Regions from separate parts of the Homo sapiens genome. Here region 1 is linked to region 2. A link is a loop called in an ENCODE intact Hi-C map of the cell type or tissue named here. Cell type or tissue: ascending aorta. All regions are shown on one strand. Links, peaks and the distances in the headings refer to the core of each region. The heading gives the core; the rest is flanking DNA.

The links. Hi-C counts contacts between places; a loop is a spot of excess contacts. Peaks named below come from ENCODE experiments on the same cell type or tissue, not always from the same donor. Only the 100,000 strongest peaks of a DNase experiment are listed, where the experiment ranks them.
Region 1: a loop joins it to region 2, with 2.7 times the contacts of the local background. A loop is called at or near these places in 3 of 110 quality-filtered maps.

The regions. Positions count from the first base shown.
Region 1 is chr3:100,152,309-100,164,440 of GRCh38, forward strand. It overlaps CMSS1 (cms1 ribosomal small subunit homolog), which reads left to right. Exons shown (of 10, transcript NM_032359.4): 3 at 8,122-8,193; 4 at 9,995-10,124. It overlaps LOC105374009 (a long non-coding RNA gene), which reads right to left and starts at 8,396. Exons shown (of 5, transcript XR_007095984.1): 1 at 7,877-8,396; 2 at 219-360. In ascending aorta, for the core only: no CTCF peak of the experiment used is centred there; no DNase peak of the experiment used is centred there; H3K27ac peaks cover 3,026 bases.
Region 2 is chr3:99,946,869-99,959,000 of GRCh38, forward strand. All of the region lies in intron 1 of CMSS1 (cms1 ribosomal small subunit homolog), which reads left to right. The region is part of intron 1 of FILIP1L (filamin A interacting protein 1 like); the gene reads right to left. The region is part of intron 1 of LOC105374010 (a long non-coding RNA gene); the gene reads left to right. Among named protein-coding and RNA genes, the nearest start is that of MIR3921, 11 kb to the right of the region's middle. RefSeq lists a silencer at 2,344-2,544. In ascending aorta, for the core only: no CTCF peak of the experiment used is centred there; no DNase peak of the experiment used is centred there; H3K27ac peaks cover 4,284 bases.

The DNA.
Region 1 (12,132 bases), core at 2,429-7,428, 210 kb after region 2:
GTTCTCTGACTCTCTCAGCCCAAACTAGTGGTATTTCTGCATATATACCTCCTTTAAAAACTGTGGGTGTCACCTGTGATGCTTCTGGGGGTTCACTCCATTAGGCAGAAGTCACACCCCTAATCTCTTCTCTACCTTGGGCCCTTGCTGAGAGAATATGAGGCAATATTCCTTAAGCTTCCTAGAGGCAGCTTGTTTAAAAAAATCTGTGAGCACACCCTTAATTTATTTAAAGCGCTCCTATGTGACTGAATCGTATTCTGAGGCACCATCTTTGTTTCTTCTGAGGTCTTCACGAATGGTTTTAAGTCACACCCTTGATTTCATCTTTAATCTTCCTTCTCTCAATTCAACGCCTTCCTGTAAGACCCAAGAAGAAATCAGGTGTCACCTTCAACACTATTTGAAAATCTCCTTAGCTAGATTACCCTTGCCAATAGACACATTTTCCATATAATTTCAGAAAACTGTATTGCTAAACTTTCTACCACTGCATAACAAAGAGCCCCTTTCCTTTAGTTTCCAATAAGATTTTTCTTTCTTCAAGCCCTCACCTTCCATGTCTTCAAAGTCCAAAATTTCATAGTGTTGTTCAAGCGCATTCTTCATCAATCACTTTACTTTTGACACATTTCAGAGTAGTTTGCAAAATCAGTACACTCACTCCAGATACTTCAGCATGCATATCACTGACTAATGTTTAATATTTATCTTAAAGTATGTATATTTTCTTTTGAGGTAAAGTTAATATACAATAAATGTACAAATGTCAAATATACCATTCAATGAATTTTGACAAATAAATACAACTATGTAATTCAAAGCCCAGTCTGGATTGAAAAAACAGGATCATCACCCCCAGAATCCTTTCATGCCACCTGGGTCAATCACGATGCTAAATTCCTTGCCTCAGAGGCAACAACTGTTCCGATATTTTTTCTAAAAAATTAATTTTGCCTATTCTAAAATGGCATATAAATGGAATCATACAGTTACATGCTGTTTTGTTTAAGGCTTCTTTCATTCGACACAGTATTATTTAGATTCCTCCATGTCAGTGTATAGTATTTCACTTCTTTTTATCGCTGAGCACATTAAGTCTGCTAGGGCTGCCATAACAAAATGCCATAGACAGGGTGGCTGAAACAACAGTTCTAAAAGCTAGAAGTCTGCGATCAAGATGTCTACAGGTGTGGTTTCTCCTGAGGCCTCTCCCCTTCACTTGCAGATGGCCTTCTCACTATGTCTTCACATGGTCTTTTCTCTGTCTGTGCATATCCCTGGTGTCTCTTCTTCTTATAAAGACACCAGTCACATTGAATTGAGGCTCCACCCTTATGACACCTCATTTAACCTTAGTTGCCTCTTTAAAGGCCCTATCTCCAAATATAGTGGCATTGGGGGTTAGGGTTTTAACATATGACTTTCAAGGCAATACAATTCAGTTTAGAACACTGAGTAGTATTCAGTTATACAAATGTACCATTTTGTTTATCCATTCCTCTATTGATGGACACCTGAGGCTATTTCTTTTTTTTTCTTTTTTTTTTCTTTTTTTTTAAGATGGAGTCTTGCTCTGTCGCCCAGGCTGGAGTGCAATGACGCGATCTCAGCTCACTGCAACCTCTGCCTCCTGAATTCAAGCAATTCTCCCACCTCAGCCACCTGAGTAGCTGGGATTACAGGCATCTGCCATCATGCCTGGCCAATTTTTGTATTTTTGTAGAGACGGGGTTTCACCTTGTTGGCGAGGCTGATCTTGAACTCCTGACCTCAAGTGATCCGTCCACCTGGGCCTCCCAAAGTGCTGGGATTACAGGTGTGAGCCACCCCAGCCTGGGACTATTTCTTGTTTGGCACTATTGTGAATAAATCCACCATGAATATTCACATACAAGTTTCTTGGGGAATGGTTTTTAAGCTTTTTTATTTTTTTTACATTTTTAATTGACACATAATAATTCTACGTATTTATGGGGTACATAGTGATGTTTGTATAGTGTTCACATCAGAGCAGAACATGTATTTTTATTTTTGTTTAGTAAATACATGACAATTGCTGAGTCATCTTCAATTTCATAAAAAAAAACTGTCAGATCTTTTTCCTATATAATGTATCATTTTGCACCCCCACTATCAGTGTGTGAGAGTTTTGGTTGCTGTACATCCTTGTCAACATTTGGAGTTATTGGCCTTTTAATGTTTGACATTTTGGTGAGTGTGTATTGAATAACTTTGACCATGTCCAAAAGAAACTAAAAGCCACTTCTAAGTTGTTTTTATCTTTATAATGAACATGCTTGTTTTGTTGTAAAATGGCAATTTAAATTTTTTTATTTTTACCAACCTAATAATCATACATATATTTTTAAAAAATATCAGCTGGGCGTGGTGGCTCATGGCCTGTAAATCCCAGCACTTTGGGAGGCTGAGGCGGGCAGATCACTTGAGGTCAGGAATTCAAGACAAGCCTGGCCAATGTGGTGAAACCCCAACTCTACAAAAAATACAAAAGTAGCTAGGCATGGAGGCACACCCCTGTAATCCCAGCTACTCAGGAGGCTGAGGCAGGAGAATCATTTGAACCCAGGAGGCGGAGGTTGCAGTGAGCTGAGATCATGATGCTGCACTCCAGCCTAGGCAACAGAATGAGTAAGACTCTGTCTCAAAAAATAAAAATTTAAAAAATTTAAAAATCAAACAGTATTACTTATTTACTAAGAGAAAACTTCAGCTTCTCTAGCTTTTTTCCTTACTTTCTGCCTTACAGTTTACACGGGTATTTCTTGACTTATCGATTTCTGACATAATCTACTGACATCCTGACATAGCATATGAGGACATGGTTCTCCTATCTATTATACTTCCTATTTCCTCACCAACTGCTGCCTCCCCTGCCAACAAGATACCACATTTTGGTCAAAACAGTTGTCACTATTACATCATTATGATGATGGAAATATTGTTCAACACTGAGAGAAAGAAGCTATAACCATCCCTCCTTTCTTATACAGCTCTTTATTTTCATGGCATTAACAGTTGCTTCATTTCTTTATTTGCCTGGCTTACTCTGTTCCTATTGTTAATTGTTTCCATATGTTCCAACATCTCTTCCACATTCCCATGAATAATATTTTCCATATGCTCAAATAGATTAGTTGTTTTGTTTTGTTTTGTTTTGCTGCAAAACTCCATATTTCTATTTCACTCCAAACTGGTTATTCTCCAGGCCCACTGAACAATTGAGACCTCTTAACTGTCATCCTAGGATGCCCCTTCAGCACCCTCCTGGGCTGGACTCCTTTTTGGCTAAATCCCATAGCTTCCTTTTGTTTGGTTTCACCCTTTATATTCTGAAATACAGCCTTCAGTATCTGCAGGTAGGAAGTAAATTTTTTGAGACTTCATATTTGAATATGTCTTTATTCTACTCTTACACTTGATTGATACTTTGGCTGGGTATAAAAGTTTAATTTGCAAATAAACTTTATTCATAATTTTGAAAGCATCATTCCATTAAGTTCTAGCATCCATTATTGCTTTTTAGAAATCTTGGCACTATTCTTTTTTCTGATCCTTTGTATTTTGTATGTTATTATTTTGAAGGGGAAAATTTTAGAATCTTCTTTGCCCATGATTTTCTGAAATTTCACAGTGATGCTCCTTGGTATGGGTATTTTTCATATTCATAGTACCCTATACCTAATGGGCTTTCAATCTGGAGTTTTATGTTCTAGAAAGTTTCCTTCAGGCAACACAAAAGTTTGTCATATATATTTCTTTTTTTTAAATTTTATTTTGTCATGTTTTATGTCTTTGATGACTCCTTTTTAGAGACAAGGGTCTCACTTTGTCACTCATGCTGGAGTGCAGTGGTACAATCATAGCTCACTGCAACGTTGAACTCCTGGGCTCAAGAGGTCCTCCTGCCTCAGCCTCCCAAGTAGCTAGGAGTACAGGTATGCGCCACCACACTAGCTAATTTTTTTTCTTTTTTTTTTTTTTTTTTTTTTTTTTTGAGGCAGAGTTCGGCTCTGTCACCCAGGCTGGAGTTCAGTGACGCAATCTTGGCTCACTGCAACCTGTGCCTCCCAGGTTCAAGAGATTTTCCTGCCTCAGCCCCCTAAGTAGCTGGGATTACAGGCGTGCGCCACCACGCCCAGCTAATTTTTGTATTTTTAGTACAGACGGGGTTTCACCATGTTGGTCAGGCTGGTCTTGAACTCCTGACCTCGTAATCCGCCCTCCTCGGCCTCCCAAAGTGCTGGGACTACAGGCGTGAGCCACCACGCGCAGCCTTTTTGTTTGTTTTTGTTTTTGTTTTTGAGACGGAGTCTCGCTCTGTCGCCCGGGCTGGCGTGCAGTGGCACGATCTTGGCTCACTGCAAGCTCCGCTTCCCGGGTTCACTCCATTCTCCTGCCTCAGCCTCCCAAGTAGCTGGGACTACAGGCGCCTGCCACCACGCCTGGCTAATTTTTTGTATTTTTAGTAGAGATGGGGTTTCACCATGTTAGCCAGAATGGTCTCAATCTCCTGACCTCGTGATCCACCTGCCTCGGCCTCCCAAAGTGCTGGGATTACAGGTGTGAGCCACCACGCCTGGCTGTTTTTTGTTGTTGTTGTTGTTGTTGAGACAGGGTCTCACTATGTAACCAGGGCTGGTCTCAAACTCCTGGCCTCAAGCAGTCCTCCCACCTTGGCCCCACAAAGCACTAGGGTTACAGACATGAGACACCATGCCAAGCCCCCTACTGTTTTATGTGATCTCTTTTTCTATAATATCATTTATTGAAAAATTGAATCTCTTGGGCTGATTCTCTGATTTTCTCACCACTTTTTTCTTTTCATTTTTCATCTCTTTCTGGGACATTGCCTCTACTTTATCTTCAAGCCTTCCTCGTTTATTTTTATTCCACATTTCTTATTTGTTTTAATGCTTAACTGTTTTTCCCATTTTTACAGCATCTTGTTCTTGTTTCATGGTTGCAAAATCTTCCCTTATCTCTCTGAGGATATGAATTGTCATTATTTTGAGGTACCATCCCACTTTTCTCTAGGTTCATTTTTCTTTTTGTTATTTATTTGCTCTTGTGTTGGAGACTTTCCTTAGATGTCTGAGGAACCTTAGCTATCCATTCTTATTGAAGAGAGATACACTGAAACAGTGATGAGTTGGGTTTGTCAATTAGTGTATTCATGGTAGGGTGATAGGATAACAAGCTGGATTTTTTACTATGGAACTCCCAAACGTCACTCTCTGATGGTATTTCTTTTAGGCCATTCCATTTTTCCAAAGAGGAATTCAGTAGTCTCCTGCCTGCAATATGTAAGCATGGAATAGGGACAGGAAATGGAGGCAAGCCTCAGCCTCTGCCCTTTCTCCCCTGGCCCAGCCTTGATCCTCTTGATGTCTTCAGAGAATAGATCTCCAGTCGGCTGGCAGGACAGGCAAGGTGAAAGGAAGCAGTAATGGGATAGTTGCTTGGCTACCAGGGTAGGAGATATCACCTAGTGGGGGACAGGAGTAGCTAATCATTCTAAATATAAACTTTCAGCCAATCTCTTCTTTTTTAACCCTTTACTCTCTGTAGTACTTTGTGCCTCCAAAGTACTGGACCTTCTCAGAGTCGAGCAGGTCAAAGACTTACTTATTGTTAGCTTCCACCCCTTCTGAAACCCAGCTGCTAGCTTTCTCTCTGTGCCAAGTCACTTCTATCCAGCTCCAGCCACTTTCCATTTTCCAAAAAGTTGTTGAAATCTCTCCATTACTGTTGTTCTCTCTCCTGGTTTCTTGGTTTTTATATAGATCCTGCTCAATAGGTCCTTTTCAATGCCCTTTATTTTCAGTTTACTGGTATTTTGAGGTCCATTTGCCATGTGTAACCAGGAGAATCATTCTTAAAGTAATTTTTGATACTTTAAGGAATTGAAAATATGCTCTAGTTGCTTCCCTTAAAAGCAACATTTTTTTAGGGGAGTGTGATTCTTCAGACTACATATTTAAAATTGCTACATTTCATATAAAGAAATGACATTACTTATCAACTGTCAAAGTCACACAGTGTTGGAATTGGTTTCCAGAAATGCTTAGTGGCTTGGCCGGATTCTTTCACATCTTCCTACCTAGTCTCCCTGAGGGTAAACAGCAACATTCATAAAGCAGTTAACTAAATGTAAGAATTTTCAATACTGTGGATTTGGATTTCTCCATAAAGTCATCTCACCTCTATGGAAATTGACCCCATAAAATTGGCCTCTTCATTGGCACCCTACCACAGCCAGCTAAAGTAACTAGTCTCCAAAACCAAAGATTATTTTGCATTTCCTTTAGGATGATGTAAGAATTTGAACCTATCATTTAACTGAAGCAATATCATGGCTAAAGCAGTTCATCAAGCATGTTTCGTTTTCCTGTGCATGATTCAGAATTACATTTTTATTTTTTCTCCCAGAATTAAAGAGTCCATATTCTTACAATTGAGCTCATTTCTAGATTTAATTTATGTCATGTTTTAATTAATTGGCTTTGTAAACCTAGCACAAATGCAACCAGTACACTGAACATATTCCTCGAGAACACCTCCATACGTTAATAGATTGTAACAGGTTTCTAAATACGCTTCCCAAAAACCTTGATACTGGTAGAGATAATGCAGTATAGTTTAAGGGATCTGCTAATCATATCCCGGCCTTTGCCTTAGGAACATGAGCTGAACACTGGCCTGGTTTGTAATTGGACTCTTATGGCCATCTGGCAGCTTCTGTGACATATTAGTGGCCTTGGCACAGTCTCTAATTGGCATGTACCAGCATCAAATTGGCATGTATCTACATCCACAAGACAGTTTAACTTTCTAAATAAAAGAAGCCATATCTCTCTTTTCTTTAGCTATGATGCAATTGCTCTTTGCAGGTTTTTTGTTTTATCTTAGAGGAAACTAAAATTTCAAGATTTCCCATGTCACTTTAATCCTGAACTTTTTAAATCTATTTCTGTAATAACTAAAAGAGAATCTTGAAACTGCGGGTCTTTGGCCCCATGTCTTGAAGAAATTATGTAGTATTATATCTTTCTCTCTGACTTCAGGCCATAGACATTCTCAATCTGCAGGCTGTCTGCAAGCTTTCATAGAAAGATTCATCTGTAATCATTTTAGCAGAGCCAGTGGAGACAAGATTGCTTTAGTTAGTAGCTTATCAGTTTAAACTGAGTATTCTCTGGTTGGAATGGAAAGTTAATCAAGGAAAACTCAGAATAAGTTTTCACTTACATTTTATATCTTACTTGGCAACTTGTTTGACAATGTTGCATAAAAGGTCCAGCACAGGAAACATTTTATACTCCTGCTTATGATTAATAAATATGGAATCTGGGGCATTCTATTTTATAAATCAAGGTCTTAGTCCAAATTTCCTGTTTTTCTACATTAGAAAAAAGCCCTCAGGGTAAAAATAGTACTAAACTGGGGTACTCAGGGGTCAAGGCAACAGGCAAAACAGATTACTCTAGATACTGTGGTGCTGAGACGGTTATCAGACTAGTAGCAAAGACATTCATTTTGTAGTCATTATAGCAAAGGCATTTGATGCAGCTGGTTTATAAAAACGTAAGTTAATATATCTTACTTTGGATTTTCTATGCTTATTGAAAAGAGGAAAGGAATGTATAATACAAAACAATAAACCAGTGACTTGGAAATGTAGGCTCACACACAGCTAGTTCATGGAAAACCTTAGTCACTCTAGTCAAAGACTGTCTTACCACATCTTAATTTTAATCACATCGATTTCTGCTGTATTATACAAACTCAGCCACTGTCTTCAATCTCCAATACACTGCACTTCCACACCAAGCACACATATACACTCACTCACAATTTGATCTTGCTCAAAGATTCTCCAGTCTTAAGTCATCTGCGCTTTCTGACTTTCTCAAATTCTCTCAGCCCAACCGCTGCATAGTAACCTACGGTAGATCTTCCAGCATCTCTCTTTCTGTAGAATATTACCAAGATACTCTGAAGAATACATGCATGGCAGAAAGTACTTTGGGGTTCATGCCACTAATTGACACTTTATCATGAAAAGATTAAAATGTTCTCATTTGTATTTCTTAATAGCCTAAAGAATGTTTTTTGATACAACCAAAGGAAAGAAAAGAGAATACCACCAAGACCAGGAAAAGAAGAAAGGTAATATTAATAATTTCTTAAATTTGTATGGCCCCACATGGTTTCCATCACATTTTTATATATCATACTTTCTTGAGGCAACTATTGTAATCCCCACCTAAGAGATGCAGACATTGTAAGATTCTTTGAGGTTTGGTGACTTTCCTAAGGTCACTACTAATAAGTGTTTCTGTTGGAGCTAAGAATAAATTCTTCTGACTCCTATTTCAGTCCTGTGGAGTGCCAAATATCTTTGTTACCCACCCTATGTTTTCAGTGTGGTCAGATGTCAGACATAGATTTCTAATTCTAGAAGGAGTCCAGAGCTATCCTCCCCCGGCCCTTCTGGCTCTGTCCATGAAAAGAAATATACCAACCTCCTTTTTCTATTCATTCCGGATTTTAAGACCTTATACCTTAAAGTATGAATAAAAAGAAAATAATAAGCAGATGAAGGTAGTATGAGGCACTTCTGACTAATTTGGAACCATAAATTAGGTCAAAAAAGCTCCCCTACCTTGCATTTTGATATTTGCTGGTGAGCACAGGAAAGACTCTTTCTCATATACAAACTTTTTTATGGCTCAGCCTTGGAGAAAGTATGGTTAGCTATGACCTTCTCCCACAGTTGTGAAAACAGCAGTGTAATTCTCTCCCTGCCAAGAGGGGTCTGCTGCTGAAGTCAGCCGAGGAAATACGATTGGGATTAGAGGAAAGAAGATGGACTCAAACCTATTACTTAACAGCAAGCTTTTAGAAAACTGAGAGTGTGTGTGCATATGTTTTCTTTTCTTACAAATGGCCAAATAGGAAAATGGGAGATGCCAAATTGGCTGAGGTTTGGCAAGTCCTTAAATAAGTGACTTTAACTTCGCTTTGATAATTTGTACACTAATGGCCTTCTGGAGTGTTAAGTTCTTGGTGGCTCAAGGTCAAAACTCTAGCTAGATAGTTTAGTCTTGACTGAGGTCACACTAAAATGTGCCCACTGATGACATATTTTTAAAAGTTAATTTCTTTGACAGAGGCTTGACCATTCTTGGCAAGTGTCTAGAAATGAGGATATTGTAGAAGGAGGGGGAAAATCTGGGGTCAGGGGTGGGGAATGCTCCTTCTGGATCTTTGGTGGAACATTAGAAGGAAGTGAGAAGGGAAGCTTATGATGGAAATAAATGAATGATTGTGGGTTTCTACTACTGCAGCATTCAATACATGCTACACAAATGAGTCCAAATCAAAATCGATGTTGGAAAGTATTTCCTGTAATATTTTTTCTACTTTGCATAGGGCCACTTTAATACCATCAGTTATCCAAGACCTGAGAATCGAGGGTGTTAAGTCCCCTTCTCAGTAGGCCCCTATGCTCAGATTCCTACTGCGGGTTTTACACTAATGACAGAAATCCAAACTAAGACTCAGCACCTCAAAAACCAGATTGGGCAAGAAATTCTCAAAATTCTAATCCTACAGGAATATAAATCATCTAGGGCTAAAAGAGAGCTCTCCATAGCAATGAGATTTCTTTACTTTTAACAGAAAATAATACCCCAGTATGGAGATGCCTGCAAAAATTTAGTTATCTTGGAAGTCATAGACCAAGAGTTACAGGGAGCTTTCTAGATCATTTTTTCATTTTTCAAAGCAATAGTTATGTCCAAGAAGTATTTAGTGAATTTTCTCAAATGTATTTATTAAAACCCACATTCACACTTGGCTAACACCAAAAGCTATGTGCCGTTTAAATGCCAGAGGAACTAACCTATTCCAACCAAATGCCATTTTAAAATATGTCGTCCCATTTTTCTTCTTTCTCATATCTTAGAAGAAAATTACTGATGTTCTTGCAAAATCAGAACCAAAACCAGGGTTACCTGAAGACCTACAGAAGCTGATGAAGGACTATTATAGCAGCAGACGCTTGGTGATTGAATTAGAAGAACTGAACCTGCCAGGTATAGCCAAGCTTCAATTTTCCTAAAGACAAGGAGCAAAACATAAGTATCTGTTATGGTTAGGTGTCTCAGGCAGTCAATTAACACATTTTCCAGCGGGCATGGTGGCTCATGCCTATAATCCCAGCACTTTGGGAGACTGAGGCTAGAGGATCGCTTGAGCCCAGGTGTTTGAAACCAGCCTGGGCGATACAGTGAGACCTCATCGCTATTAAAAATAAGAATAATAATAATAATTGTTTAAAGAGACATACTTTCAGGCCAGGCACAGTGGCTCACGCCTATAATCCCAGCACTCTGGGAGGCTGAGACGGGTGGATCACTTGAGGTCAAGAGTTCAAGACCAGACTGGCCAACATAGTGAAACCCCATCTCTACTAAAAAATACAAAAATTAGCTGGGTGTGGTAGCACACGCCTGTAATCCCACCTACTTGGGAGGCTGAGGCAGAAGAATCACTTGAATCTGGGAGGCCGAGGTTACAGTGAGCCAAGATGACGCCATTGCACTCCAGCCTGGGGGACAGAGCGAGACTCCATCTCAAAGAAAAAAAAGAAACATAATACTTCTTTTCCTCAATCTAATAGTTTTAACTGATAGATTATATCAAATAGTTTTAACTGATAGATTATATCCTTACTGGATGCTAAACAGTATTTGTCAAATCTAATATTAAGATTTGTGATTGTATTTTTTTATTCAAAAGGTTAATTGTTGGGTGTGCATTTTTAACAAACTATTCAATGAGTAGGAATTCATCATGAGGATAGAAGTTGAAGTACACATTTAAAAGTATGGATGTGAAACACTGATTTACTCAACTATTATAGACAAGAACTTTAGCCTTAATAAGCAATTTAGTTTTGTTGTTGCTCTTATTATGGATTTCTAGTCATGGTTTTTAGAATAGTATTTTAGGTTGCAGGCCAGACTCTTTCAAGCAAACTGTCAAAAGGTAGGAACAAAATTCTGTATGTTTTGCGAGGCTGACACTTTGCCTCAAGGGATTCTTAGGCCTACTAGAATTTTAGATCCTCTGCCTTAGTGTATTTATAATTAAGCTAAAAGATATTACAAAATTTAAACAGCTAATTTTTTAAAAATATTTATTTATTTATTTTAGAGACAGTGTCTTGTTGTGTCGCCCAGGCTGGAGTGCAGTGGCACCATCGTAGTTCACTGCAGCCTCGAACTCCTGGGCTTAAGTGGATCCTCTCATCTCAGCCTCCCGAGTAGCTGGGAATATAGCCACGTGCCACCATACCCAGCTTAAACAACTAATTTTAATTAATTTCAAAATTATAATGCATCCTTTAACTCTTTTAGGCAGGGATGGGAGGAAATAGATGTTGTCATAAAATCAAACCATAAAAGTTTGGGTACAACTGCTTCAGATGAGCTATTTATAGACTACTAGGCATATCTAATATTGCTTTTGGAAAAAGTAGAGGGTGGCTTGATTTCCGTTTTCCATTACAACTTTATGCTTTCTAGAAGCTTGAGAAGCTGAAAAACAATCTGTTCCCTGAATTTTTATAATTCTTTTGTGATATCCTTTTTCAAAAACACACATTGGGTTTGGAGACATGAGTGCCCTGTCTGTTTTCCAAGGAGATTACCCTTTAGGGAATTGAAGGAGTGCATTTGCACATGAGCAGGATCTGGACTTTTAGACTTACTAAGCCCAGACAGTTCCAATAGCAGTTATAATCCACTCTTCTCAGCACACCACGGCCTCTGCTGTGAAAACTATGTCCTGACTGCACTATCACAGGAACTATTCTAACAAAACCACTTTTGAAGCTTTAACTGAAGTTTAATTTTTACTGTGACTCAATGGTCAGTTTTCCATTCTAGTTCTTTGTTAGAGCAACTTGAACTTAGGAAGGATTTGTGAGCAGTGGGACCACTGCTGTTCTGTAACCTCATGGAACATCGTAAACCTTGCTCCTCTCTGGAGTTAGAGAGAGTCAAAGCTCAGAAGAAACTTTTAAGGAGTCATTTGAGT
Region 2 (12,132 bases), core at 2,534-7,533:
GGATACAGTCATTTGTTGCACAGGTGCTAACAGAGGTGGGCGGATCTCCTGAGGTCTGGAGTTCAAGACCAGCCTGGCCAACATGGCAAAACCCCGCCTCTACTAAAAAAATACAAAAATTAGCGGGGCGTGGTGGCAGGCACCTGTAATCCCAGATACTCGGGAGGCTGAGGCAGGGAGAATCACTTGCAGCTGGGAGGTAGAGGTTGCAATGAGCTGAGATTGTGCCACTGCACTCCAGCCTGGGCGACAGAGCAAGACTCTGTCTCAAAAAAAAAAAAAAAAAAAAGTAATAATATATTCAGCACTGAAAAATGGGGAAGCAGGCACAAAGAATTTTTAAAATTTACCTTTAATTCAACCACGCAGAGATTTATACCCTTGACCTTTTGTATAGTTTCCCATAGACTTTCTTATCTTTGTATCTGTTATACTATACATATTGTTTAGGGAACATTAGCTATTGTCATAAATCTTCCATACCATGATATTTGATAGCTACATAGTATTTCATTGTATGGAGGTGCCATTATTTATGTAACCATTCTCCTATTATTGGATATTTAGTTAACCACTCTCCAGTCCTTCCTGCCCCACCCCCTTCACCTTAGTGGCCTTTTCCCTATGGATCCAGAAGGGACCCAGAGCTAAAAAGGAACCTTGACTTTGTCTGGACTTCACAAAACTGGCAGGAGTCCATGAGAACTGTCCTCGGCTGAGAAAAATATCTGTTCGTTGTTTTAAAGTCATGATGACAGTGGCTGCAGGATTTAATCGCAACTCATAATCATTATTCTACCTCCCCTCTAAATTCTTTTTCCCTTACCAAATAAAAATATAAAATTGTTTTGAATACTTTTAATAAGGTAAAAAGAAAAATAGAAGGCATGTATACTGCTGGGGTAGACCACTATACTACCTTTCTAGGCCCTGAAAGTTGAGAATTTGAAAATGAAATAAGAATTTAGAATATTTGTCCAAATAATTCATCTTTAACAATAGGACATTTATTTGCACATTTTTTCCTTTCATGGAGGAAGCTGTTATTATATTTACAGATTACCTCATCATATAGACTTGAATAAAAAATATGAGAATCAGACCTGTAGAGCATATTTCAAACAAAATTAAAAGCAGAGCTGTGTAGACAATGGTGGTGGTAAGATAATAAGTATTTTTTATTCTAAAGCTATAACATTCTGTTTCTGATTTATAGAGTATGTCATCATTTTAATGCTGTCTTATGTCCAAAAAATAAGTAGTTAACAGTAGTGCATTAGAAACATGGTTACCAAACAGTATACCAAAAACTAAAACATTGCATGGTATAGGACATGGAGAGAAGAACCAAAGTTTGTTTAGAAAAGAGAGTCTCAGGCCAGGCATGGTGTCTCACACCCGATCACTTGAGCCCCGGAGTTTGAGATCAGCCTTAGCAACATAGTGAGACTGTCTCTCCAAAAAAATAAAAAAATTAAAAAATTTTTTAAAAATTAAGTAAAAATAAGAAAGAAAAAAAATTAGCTCGGTAGGGTGATGCACACCTGTAGTCCCATCTACTCGTGAGGCTGAGGCAGAAGGATCAGGATCACCTAAGTCCAAGAATTGGAGGTTACAGTGAGCCATGATTATATCATCACTGCACTTCAGCCTGAGAAGGGGGAGGGGAAGGGAGGGGGAGGGGGAGAAGAAGGAGAAGGCGAAGGAGAAGAAAGGAGGGAGAGAGAAAGAGAGGGGAGGGGAAGGGAGAGAGAGAGGAAGGAGGAGGAGGAGGGAGAAAGAAAGAGGGGAAGGGAAGGGAAAGAGGAAGAAGAAGAGGAGAAAGGAGAGAGAAAGGGAGAGGAAGGGAAAGGGAAGTGGAAGGGAAGGAAAGGAAAAAAGAGGAAAAGGAAGGAAGGAAAGAAAAAGAGAAAGGAAAGAAAAAGAGAAGAAAGAAGAGAGCCTCAGAATCATAAGACATCATCAGGGTTGGAAGGATCTGGAGATTGATTTGCCCCACTCCCTCTCAGCAGGACTTAGAGACTGGACACCCTCATTGTAAACTGCACACTGTAACCAGCACACATCCATACTATGAGGGGTCTTTTTGCATAACTGTGTGGTCTTAAAAATGTGGCCAATTCTTTCAAGATATATCCAGAATCCTTTAGCCATTTTATTTCCTAGCATACAGCTGTTAGTTGAATGCCACCTGACATAAATTTTGGTGAGTAAATTCCAAAAAAAATTGGGAGGAATATTTCATAAATGTGAAAGCAGGATAAAGTTCCCAAAAATCTGTGAGCAAGTAGCCAGAGTGATTTATTGTTAAGATTATAACTAAAGAAAAACTTGCCTTGTAACCTCCTGGTTCTAAAAATGCTGAGGCTAGGCCTACAAAAAAACTTTAGGCTGGTTTCCTCAATTTTTATTTTGACATATTTGTATGATTCAGTTTGTTTGTTTTTAATAAGCTAAATTTAAATAAAACCCTCCATAGTTGGCAACTGGCTTCTTGGTTAAATATTTAAATATACTTAGGATTTTTGTTCTTCAGCTCTGTCTAAAAAGTCAGTTGTATAGTAGTTCTTTACTTGAGGAAGTCAGGAATGCATAACTGTCTGTGCTTCCACGTATAGTCCCACCTTTCAACAGGCAATTTTACTCGCAGTACGTTTTATCAGTTGAAAGAAGGAAAAACAAACAATTCTATAGCAACCTTGGAATCTTTCTCAGGGCACTAACATGGCTGTATTTCAAAGTACTTAATATTTTCCTAAGAAAGACAAAGAAGTGCATGGTGCTTATGTTATAATTTCCTAATCAGAAAGGTACAACAACACTTAAAAGGTGATTAGAGTTGCACAATGAAATATTTGTAGTGGTTCTTTTAGCCATTATGTATCTAAAGTAGAATTTTTACTTTTTGGTCTTCTAAGTTCTGAGAATCAGAATGAGACTTACATGTAGAAATAATTCTTTGATTTGTTCATATTTTCCTTAAAATCCATCACAATTATTACCAAGGACATTCTTAATCAGCTGTGTGTGTGTTAGGGAGGTATCAGGCTGAGTTGTTCTGTTGCTGCTTTATACATATTCTTGGATATCATTAATTATTTCCCAGAATAACCTTTACTTTCATAATCAAAGGTATGCTTCTACCTTCGACTTTATATGTATTTTTGGCTACCTGCTAAGGAGGATTGGGGACAAGGTCATTTTAAGGTGTCACTTAGTCACTTGGAACCATTAGGTTAGAGAACAAAAGTAGGTAAAGTTTATAAAGCACAAGGAGCCACCTACTGTAACTGTAGATAGGACTTTTTTCTTATTTACTTCCTTATCTATATTTTCTCTTGCCACTTGCCCTGGTTTCTCTGTGTCCATGCTATGTATCGGAAATAGACTATATTACTGGAAAAGGATGATAGTTATACCAGAGCTCTTACTAAATGTTAGAAATTTTTACAGCATCTCATTTAATCCTAACAATTCTGTGATGGATGCCTGATTATTCTTATTTCTATGGGTAGGGAAATCAGAACTTAGAAAAGTTAAGTAAGTTGCCCAAAGCCACAAAGTTAATAAGTGGCAGGGCCATGATGCACATGTCCTATTCCTGAGATTTTTTCACTTCTTTATATTATCTTCCGTTTTCACTAGTCTCCCCTGGTGACTTTCCTTCCTTTTCAGCTACAAAATTTCATTCATCGGATAGTATACTTGAAGTTTTAAAATGTGCTGTTCCCAGCAGGAAGTGGCCCATGGCTGTATGACTATCCCCACTCACCATTTCCAATATTCGCCTCCCCAGACAGAAAGAGGAATGGAGGCAGCCCACGATTCTCTTTACACGTTTCATATATTCAGAAAAAGCTGTGTGTTAAATTCTTTGTTATGTTTTCCTTTTGCTTTGTGCTCATTGAATATGGTGCTGGAGACTTAGGTAAATATTCAAAACAGAGCTATGTATTTGGCCCAAGATTAAAAGGAGAGTAAAAATAAAGAGAGAGAGAGAGAAAGAAAGAGAGAAAAACTGATCACGGAGACAGTAGTAGCTGGAGGGAGGGGAAGGCTGTCACCCAGGGATTATTGGGTTTGACTCTGCCCTTGGAATAACTCAAAACTTGTTAAGAGGGATCCAAGCCCTGCTTGGTTTGGCCCACAGTTTCACCTCATGCCCCTCCCTTTGTCACTCTTTCTGCACCTAACGTGCTGGCCTTGAGTTAAGTCACTTACACTTAACTATTTTCTCTCTCACTCATAGGCCTTTGCCTGTGCTGTGCTCACTGCTTGGGCCTCTTCCCTCAGCTGTTCACTCAGCTAACTCCCACTTAGCCTTCAGCCCTCAGCTGATACTTCCTGGAGAAGTCCTCCCTGACTTCATAACCACATTATACACTCTAGTAGCACTAAGACCTCCTTCTTCTACCAGTAATTACAGTAGCTATTTTACTTACATCTATATTATTATCTAAAGAATTTCAACCTCCCCCACTGAACCCTTAGTCCTGTGGGTACAGGACGTGGTCTGTTTGCTCACGGATACCTTGCGCATAGTATGTACTCTGTCGAATGAATGAATGATTGAATGAATGAGGTTGTCTTGAAAGTCATCAAATGATGAGATTTTGTTTTAGTCCAGTCTCCCTGGTAAAAATCGCTTGGACTTGACCTAGTAGAGCTCATGTATTTGCAACTCTGTGAGATAGTAGACTAAGAAAGATGAGAAATAGTGATGAAGCAAGTGTTTTTGTACCATCATTGCTGCCTGACCACCTCCCCCACCACATATACACAGTCCCCACTATGTTGGGCTTGGCCACCTTATGTCTCTTCCCTAATGACATCCAGTGACTAATTGACCCAATAGGTACCCTTAGATCATGGGTCAGCAAACTCTTTCAGTAAGGAGCCAAACAGTAAATATTTTAGGTTTTGCAGTTTCTGCCACAACTACTCAAACTCTATCTTTCCAGAAAGCAGCTATGGAATGATATACATGTGAATGGCTGTGGCTATGTTCCAATAAAGCTTTATTTACAAAACAGCCATATTTTGCTGACCCTTGCCTTAGATGAGGTTCTGAAGTAATAGTGAGAGAACCTATAAGTAAGTCAATCTGCAAGAATACCTGCCCCCACACCCTTAGTTGAAATTTATTTTAAAAATTACTGTTTATTCCAGTGGACCATATGTAACTGCACATGTGACCTAGGGCCAACTCTGAAGCTGTTAAAGAGAATATATAGATTTGGCACAGGCATCACCAGAGGTTGTTAAGAGTCGCACAGACCACAGTCTCCTATAGATGTGTTTTTTTTTTTCGTTGACTTAATAAGGGGAATAAGGGTCAATTTCTATTTGAGATCTGATATAGTCTCTGATCACAAAATTTGTCTCCTAAATCAAATTAGGGCAGTTTCAATTGGATTATTTTGGCTTAAGCTAGACATCTAAGGTATTTTCATAATGAGCAAATTATCACTATACAATTCAAACATTTTCCTCAGCTGTTCTTCTGCCAGTCATTATGTCTGTTCAAGTTGAGGAAACAGAATAATTTTCTGGCTGATCCTACCCCAGCCCCAAAAATTCCAACTCTGAGAACCAGTGTAAAGAATTCAGGATCTGTGTGGAGTTCATTCATGGTTGGCTTAGTCATTGTGGAATAGAAGCCACAAGGAATGGATCATTTACATTCTCAGTTTATTAAACTTCTGGTGCTAGAAAACACTATGCTTTGGTTCTTATAGGCATAGATACACGGCTTTTAAACACATACACACAGAGAGAAAGAGAGCACTGTTCAAGAAGCATGAATTTCCTCTTTCTACCCTATATTTTTAAATAATATCTATAGTTTACTAGCTTTGAGTGAAGAAGGGAAAAAACAGAAACAGTTATTATTAAATTGCTCATGAATATTCCTAAGAAGAAACACAAGAAAACGTGTCTTACAGATTTTATTTGAATTAGTTAAGGATAATTTCAATCTTTATATGTTGGATTGTTTTTCTGCATAATGAAAAAAAGAATGCTATAGAGGTATACCCCCAAAATGGGCAATGGATTGTAGATAGTTTTGGAAATAACCCAGAATATAGCCTCTCATTGATTTGGTTTTTGTCACTGAACTGAGTGGTCTCTGAAGGTGGATTTTCTCATGACTGTTCCTTTTCTCTATCAAGTGCCAGAACTTTTTTAAAAATTGTCATCTTGATAAAAATATATTTTAAAGTAATTCATACTTAGCTGCATACTTAAAGGTCAATGCTATGTATATAAACAGCATATGAAGTATTAAATAATATTATCTTTTTGTATTTCATTTTCTACTTCCTCTGTGTTGTCAACAATCATTTATTTATATTGGTTAAGTTATTGGTTAAGCTATAACCAATCGTTTCTTTGTTCCTCTGACCTGCTTCTACCTTCTACCCTATGTCTAGTTTTTGCTTCTAGACATAGGGCAAACCAATGAAATTCTAAGGAAGTAGAATTTCTTAGACTGAGAAATCAGATAACCAATGAAATTCTAAGGAAGTGAAGTAGTGCAGAGGTTCTGAGGGTGCAGTTTGAGGTACAGATGCCTTTATGTCACTTTGTCTGGACTGGAGTTGTATAATTATTATGTCCTAGGAAGGTGGCAGTTGATCTGTCTCTATTTCATGCCACGTTGGACCATTTTACCTTTGAATGGGGTCCTAAATCCTTGCATTTTTAAAGAATTCAATAAAATCCAACCAGTCTTTTCTAAGATGACTTTGTGAGGGCTGTTCCTATTGTCTTGCTAATAGGAAGATGCTATAAATATATTTGAAACACTGATTACTTGTCATTTCTACTGGAATGTGCTTTTCATAGATAATGAAACCACAGTGATGGCCTTTCCTAGAAACTCAGTCTATACTGACAGAGAACTGCCCAAACAGTCCACATAGGCAATTAGCTAGCTTATTCAGTTGTGCCCTTTCATGAGGAATCCTGTCTTCCTTGATCCACAAATAGTCTGCCCATGCTGGAGGCAGAAGGCACCAAGGCATACCTCCCACACTGACCTGCTCTGTGGTTGACCAGTGCCTCTCTTCCCACATTGTAAGTCTCTTAAAGCTCCCCTGCAGTCTTCTTAGAAGTTGCATTCCTTATTTTTGTTGCACCCTTAAGAGAGTTACCTTGTTGTACATGTGACCCTCAAGGAGGAGAAGGTGGTGGCATCTCAGTTTGTAGCAGCCTTAGGCTAAGCAAGCTGTATGAGGGCTCATCTCACTTAACACTTCAGTAACTGTGAGGTACAAATATTGGTCTTCATATTTCACAGGTGACAAACTTGAAGATCAGGAAGCTGAAGTCCATGCCCAACATCACATAGCTAAGAAATAGTAGAGCTGGGCTTTGAGCCCAGGTCATCTAATTCCACAGCCCAGGTTCTCTCTGATACCCCATCCTGCTGCCAAGAGGGAGTATAATATTCATGCTAGACACACTTTGGGCCAGTATCTCACATAATAATCCAGCCACACTGTGAGATAGGTATCATAATGGCTCCCAGTTTAACACAAACAAGGGACATTAGGAAACTTGATGACAGTCACTCATCAGTTAATGGCAAAACCAGAAAAAGAACTCAACCTCTGTTTGACTCTCAGTTTCTCTAAGCCTCAATTTCCTCATTATAAAATAAGAATAACTGGGCTGGGCACAGTGGCTCACACCTGTAATCCCAGCACTTTGGGAGGTGGAGGCAGGTGGATTACTTAAGGTCAGGAGTTCGAGACCAGCCTGACCAACATGGTGAAACCCCGTCTCTACTAAAAATACAAAAATTAGCCAAGCATGGTGGTGCCCACCTGTAATCCCAGCTACTCAGGAGGCTGAGGCAGGAGAATCGCTTGAACCCGGGAGGTGGAGATTGCAGTGAGCTGAGATCACACCACTGCACTCCAGCCTGAGCCACAGAGCAAGACTCTGTCTCAAAAAAAAAGAAAAAAAAAAGTCACAACAGACTGTTAGGATTATTGTTAGGGTAAAATGAAATAATTGAAGTGCTAAGCACCACGTCTGGCATAAAATAAGCCCACAATAAATGTTAGCAAAGGCAAAATCACTTTGAATAGAAAAATCCTGCCATTCTCCTCTCATCTGTTTTGCCTCTTACAAAGATTCCATTATATAATGGTAAATGAAAGGGTATCTTCTCTCACTTAAAACAGAAAATTAGATCAAGTGCTGGGTAATTTGTCTTTCATCACCTAAGTGATTACACAAGTGGTTTCAAGGCCCCTTTCAATTCTATGGCTGTATCATTCTAGCAATGGGGTGCTGTTTTTTCTATTAAGAACCTGCAGGTCAGAACTCAAGTCTTCTCTGTAGTAATAAAGTGGCATGCTCACACAGAGGATGGAACAGAGCTATTAGCAAAACTTAGTAAAGACTTTGATTTTCAGAGTTGTAAATGACAAGGAGTATAAACAGAGACCTACGGAATATTTGTTTCTCATGGAAAGATACCTACAACATTTTTAAAAGATGAAAACAAAGGCTAGATAATTGATTTTTTTAGCGAAGGCATTTAAGAAAATATTTGCTTTGTGCTTGGCTCTGGGGGATAATAGAAGTAATTATTAAACCGGAATTTAGTGGCCCAAGTTGAATCAGGAAGCCAGTTCCTCAGAACAGTTCCCAGCAATGCTTGAGAACTCTAACAAGATATACAGCCAAAGCCAGACACTTTTTTACTTGTGAAAGACTGTGAAAAAAATTAATCATATTTTCCTGGAGCTCCGTTAGTCTTGCCTATCAAACTCTTTGATGATAATGAAATAACTTCCTGGAGCATTGATGATGAAGATCCTTCAGTGCCAATGTATTTAATTGCTTGATTTTACATAGAGTATGGTCATGTACCTTCCTTCCACATTAGTGTATCCTGGAAGGAAATAAGATGGAATTTCGAATGGCCTGTTCTCCATTTTCACAGATTACAGATATTCCCCCTCCAGGAAACTACATCCCATCCCACCCTTGAATTAAACGCATCTTCTCTGTTCTCCCATATAACCTATGTAGACTTCTTACATAGCGCTTACCACATTGTTATGACGTATTTACTTGCCTAACTCCCGGACTTGACCTTGGAGTCCTTGGCTAGGTTGTAAGGTGCCTGCCACTTCAGAGTTATTCAGTAAGTGTTCATTGACTGACACGTTTTTAAGTTTCCAGCTTCAAATGGGTCCTGTCAATAATAGATTTATTCATTCCTTATTGCCTCTGTCTCATTGCTAAGCCATGATTCCAAAGCTTTAACACTCTTTTCATGCCCTTTCTTCCACTTATTCCTTAACCACTCTCACCCTTCACAAACACCTTCACCTTCCTCACCTTTCTTCTTTGTTGCTTTCCTTCCTCTGCCCCCAACACCTCTTCACATCTTTACACATGTTCTCCTTTTCCTGTCTTTGGAAGTATTGCTCTTGGTTTCCGATTCTGTCCCCTCCATCTAAGCTTTGTTTGTTTTTGTGAGATGGACTTTTGCTCTGTCACCTAGGCTGGAGTGCCCTGGCATGATCTTGGCTCACTGCAAACTACGCCTCCTAGGTTCAAGTGATTCTTGTGTCTCAGCCTCCCTAGTAGCTGGGATTACAGGCACCCACTACCACACTCGGCTAATGATGAGATTATAGATGGGGTTTCACCACGTTGGCCAGGCTAGTCTCGAATTCCTGACCTCAGATGATCCACCTGCCTCGGCCTTCCAAAGTGCTGGGATTAAAGGCGTGAGCCCCCGCGCCCAGCCACCTCCATGTAAGCTTTGGATCATAAGCATCGCCTCTTAAATCTTGCCCATCAAATACCCCCTTCCCTTCTGTAGCTGTAGTTTCTTTCTCACTATTGGTTCTTTTTCCACAACTTTATAACACGCCCAGTGGTCCCACTTTCTAATAAAATCTCCCTTTCCCTGCTCCCCACTCTGCCAGTTTCTCTTCCATCTTCACATTGCCTGAATTCATTGTACTCATCTCCTAATTTCCCACCCCCGACTTACAGTCCAGCTTCTGCCCTCACCAATGGCTTCCTAATTTCCAAATCCAGGAACCTCTTCTTAAAGAGGTCTTCCTACCTATTTCTGTCCAGGGCTCTAGCTGGATTTAATAATGCTGTCTTTTTCCCAGCTGCCCAAGCTAGAAATCTTGATGCTATTTTGTACCTCCTCTTAACCCTGCTTAACATACTGTAAGAATAAAAATACTTGTGTTTATGTTTGTACATTTATTTTTTATTTGATATACAGCAAAAAAAATACTGTATGAAGTAGAGGAGTGACAAAACATTCATCAGGGTGATCTGATTTGGCAGTGAAAGGGCCAAGCCGGTGATAAAGCATGGAAAGTAGTAACAGCAGCGAATGAACCACATGCATTGTATGCATAGCAGCTATTCTTAAGAATTCTGATTTCCACATATTCTAAGCATTAACAGAAAGTATTTAGTTGAAGAAAGCCAACCCAACCAAGACTTGAAGCCAGAATGTTGTTTTTTTCACAAATAGTTGTGATATTTTTGAAATGCTAACACAAAATTATGTATCTACACATATGTGTGTATATATATATAGAGAGAGAGACATGAAAGATCCTCATTAGGTTTCTGTGTGGTAATATCATCAGACATCTTTTAAGGAACAAAACAGTGCTCTTAATCACTTCTTTAATACCGTAAACAGTTGGAATTTTCACCCTCTGGGGCCTCCTATGAACCTCTGCAGAGTAGTTCAGCCGTCAGACTGGAAATTAAGCTAATCAGTAGTTACTTGGCACTTCTCCTTTTCTCTTTTCTTTCTTTCTTTTTTTTTTTTTTTTTTTTTTTTTTTTGGTGTGTGTGTTTGTTTGGAACTTGTTTAATGAAAACACAGGTTCCATTCAGTGATATAAAGCAGCACATCACAAAGCTTTTTCACACATAGCTTGTTTTTAGTTCTTAGGCCTGGATATTTGTATGTTCTTAATATAGGCCTAATAACAGCTGAAATGTCATTTTTTAGATTCAACAAAACCTGTGTTTGGAACCTGTTTAATGAAAACACAGGTTTCTTTCAGTGATATGAAACAGCACATCACAAAGCATTTTCCAAGATAGCCTCTTTTTAGTTATTAGGGCTGGATATTCATATGTTTATATAAAGGCTCAATGGGCTCAGAAATGTCACTTCTTTTTTTTTTTCAATTTAAATTAATTTAATTTTAATTTCCAGGATACATGTGCAGGATGTGCAGGTTTGTTACATAGGTGAATCTGTGCCGTGGTGGTTTGCTGCAGCTATCAACCCATCACCTAGGTATTAAGCCCTGCATGCATTATTATTATTATTATTATTATTATTATTATTATTATTATTATTATTTGAAGGTAACATGGAGGTTTAGTTTGAATTTAAGAGAACAGTAACAGAAAGGGAAAATAACCAGCCACCCAGGGTCTATTTTTAACTGCCACGGCTTGAGCAGAGCCATGAAGAGAGAGAACTAGGGCCTGTTAATGCCAGCCATGAAAAAGCTGCTACAGTGGGCAGTGTGTGACTGAGCCCAGCAGGAAAGTGCTTACATAGCACTCAGGCCCACCTTTCAAGGACCATGCAAAGAAAGGAGACATTTGAGAGCCAACAAGAATTATAACATGTATGTGCCACAGAAGGGTAGGAGGAATTCCACGGGGAAATGGTCACATGGGTCTACGGTTAGTAGAATTAGACAACATTTCAGAATACACTTCCAGTGAAGCTTGGTTTGAATCTTGGTACTCTTGCAGGAGAAGAAGAGAGCTGGGGGCAGAGCAGGCAGTGTGAGGCATAGAGGCATGAGCCAGCAGGGCTCCTTCAGGGAACAGCAGTGTGGATCATGGGGCTAGAGCTTGAGGTTTTGGAGAGGCTGGTGATGTAGTGGAACAGGCAGAGAAGGGACCAGAGGAGATGTCAAAATGAACTGGAGATAGCTGTACTAGTTTGGCATCTTAAAGAATTTTGGCTTTACACTTAGGCAGTGGGAAGCTATTAGTTGTCTCTAAGCAAGTTTTCTTGTCTCTAAAATGGAAATAATGAGCTCTATACCACTGGATTCTTGTGTGTAAAAACAGCAAATTATCATGCCTTGGTAA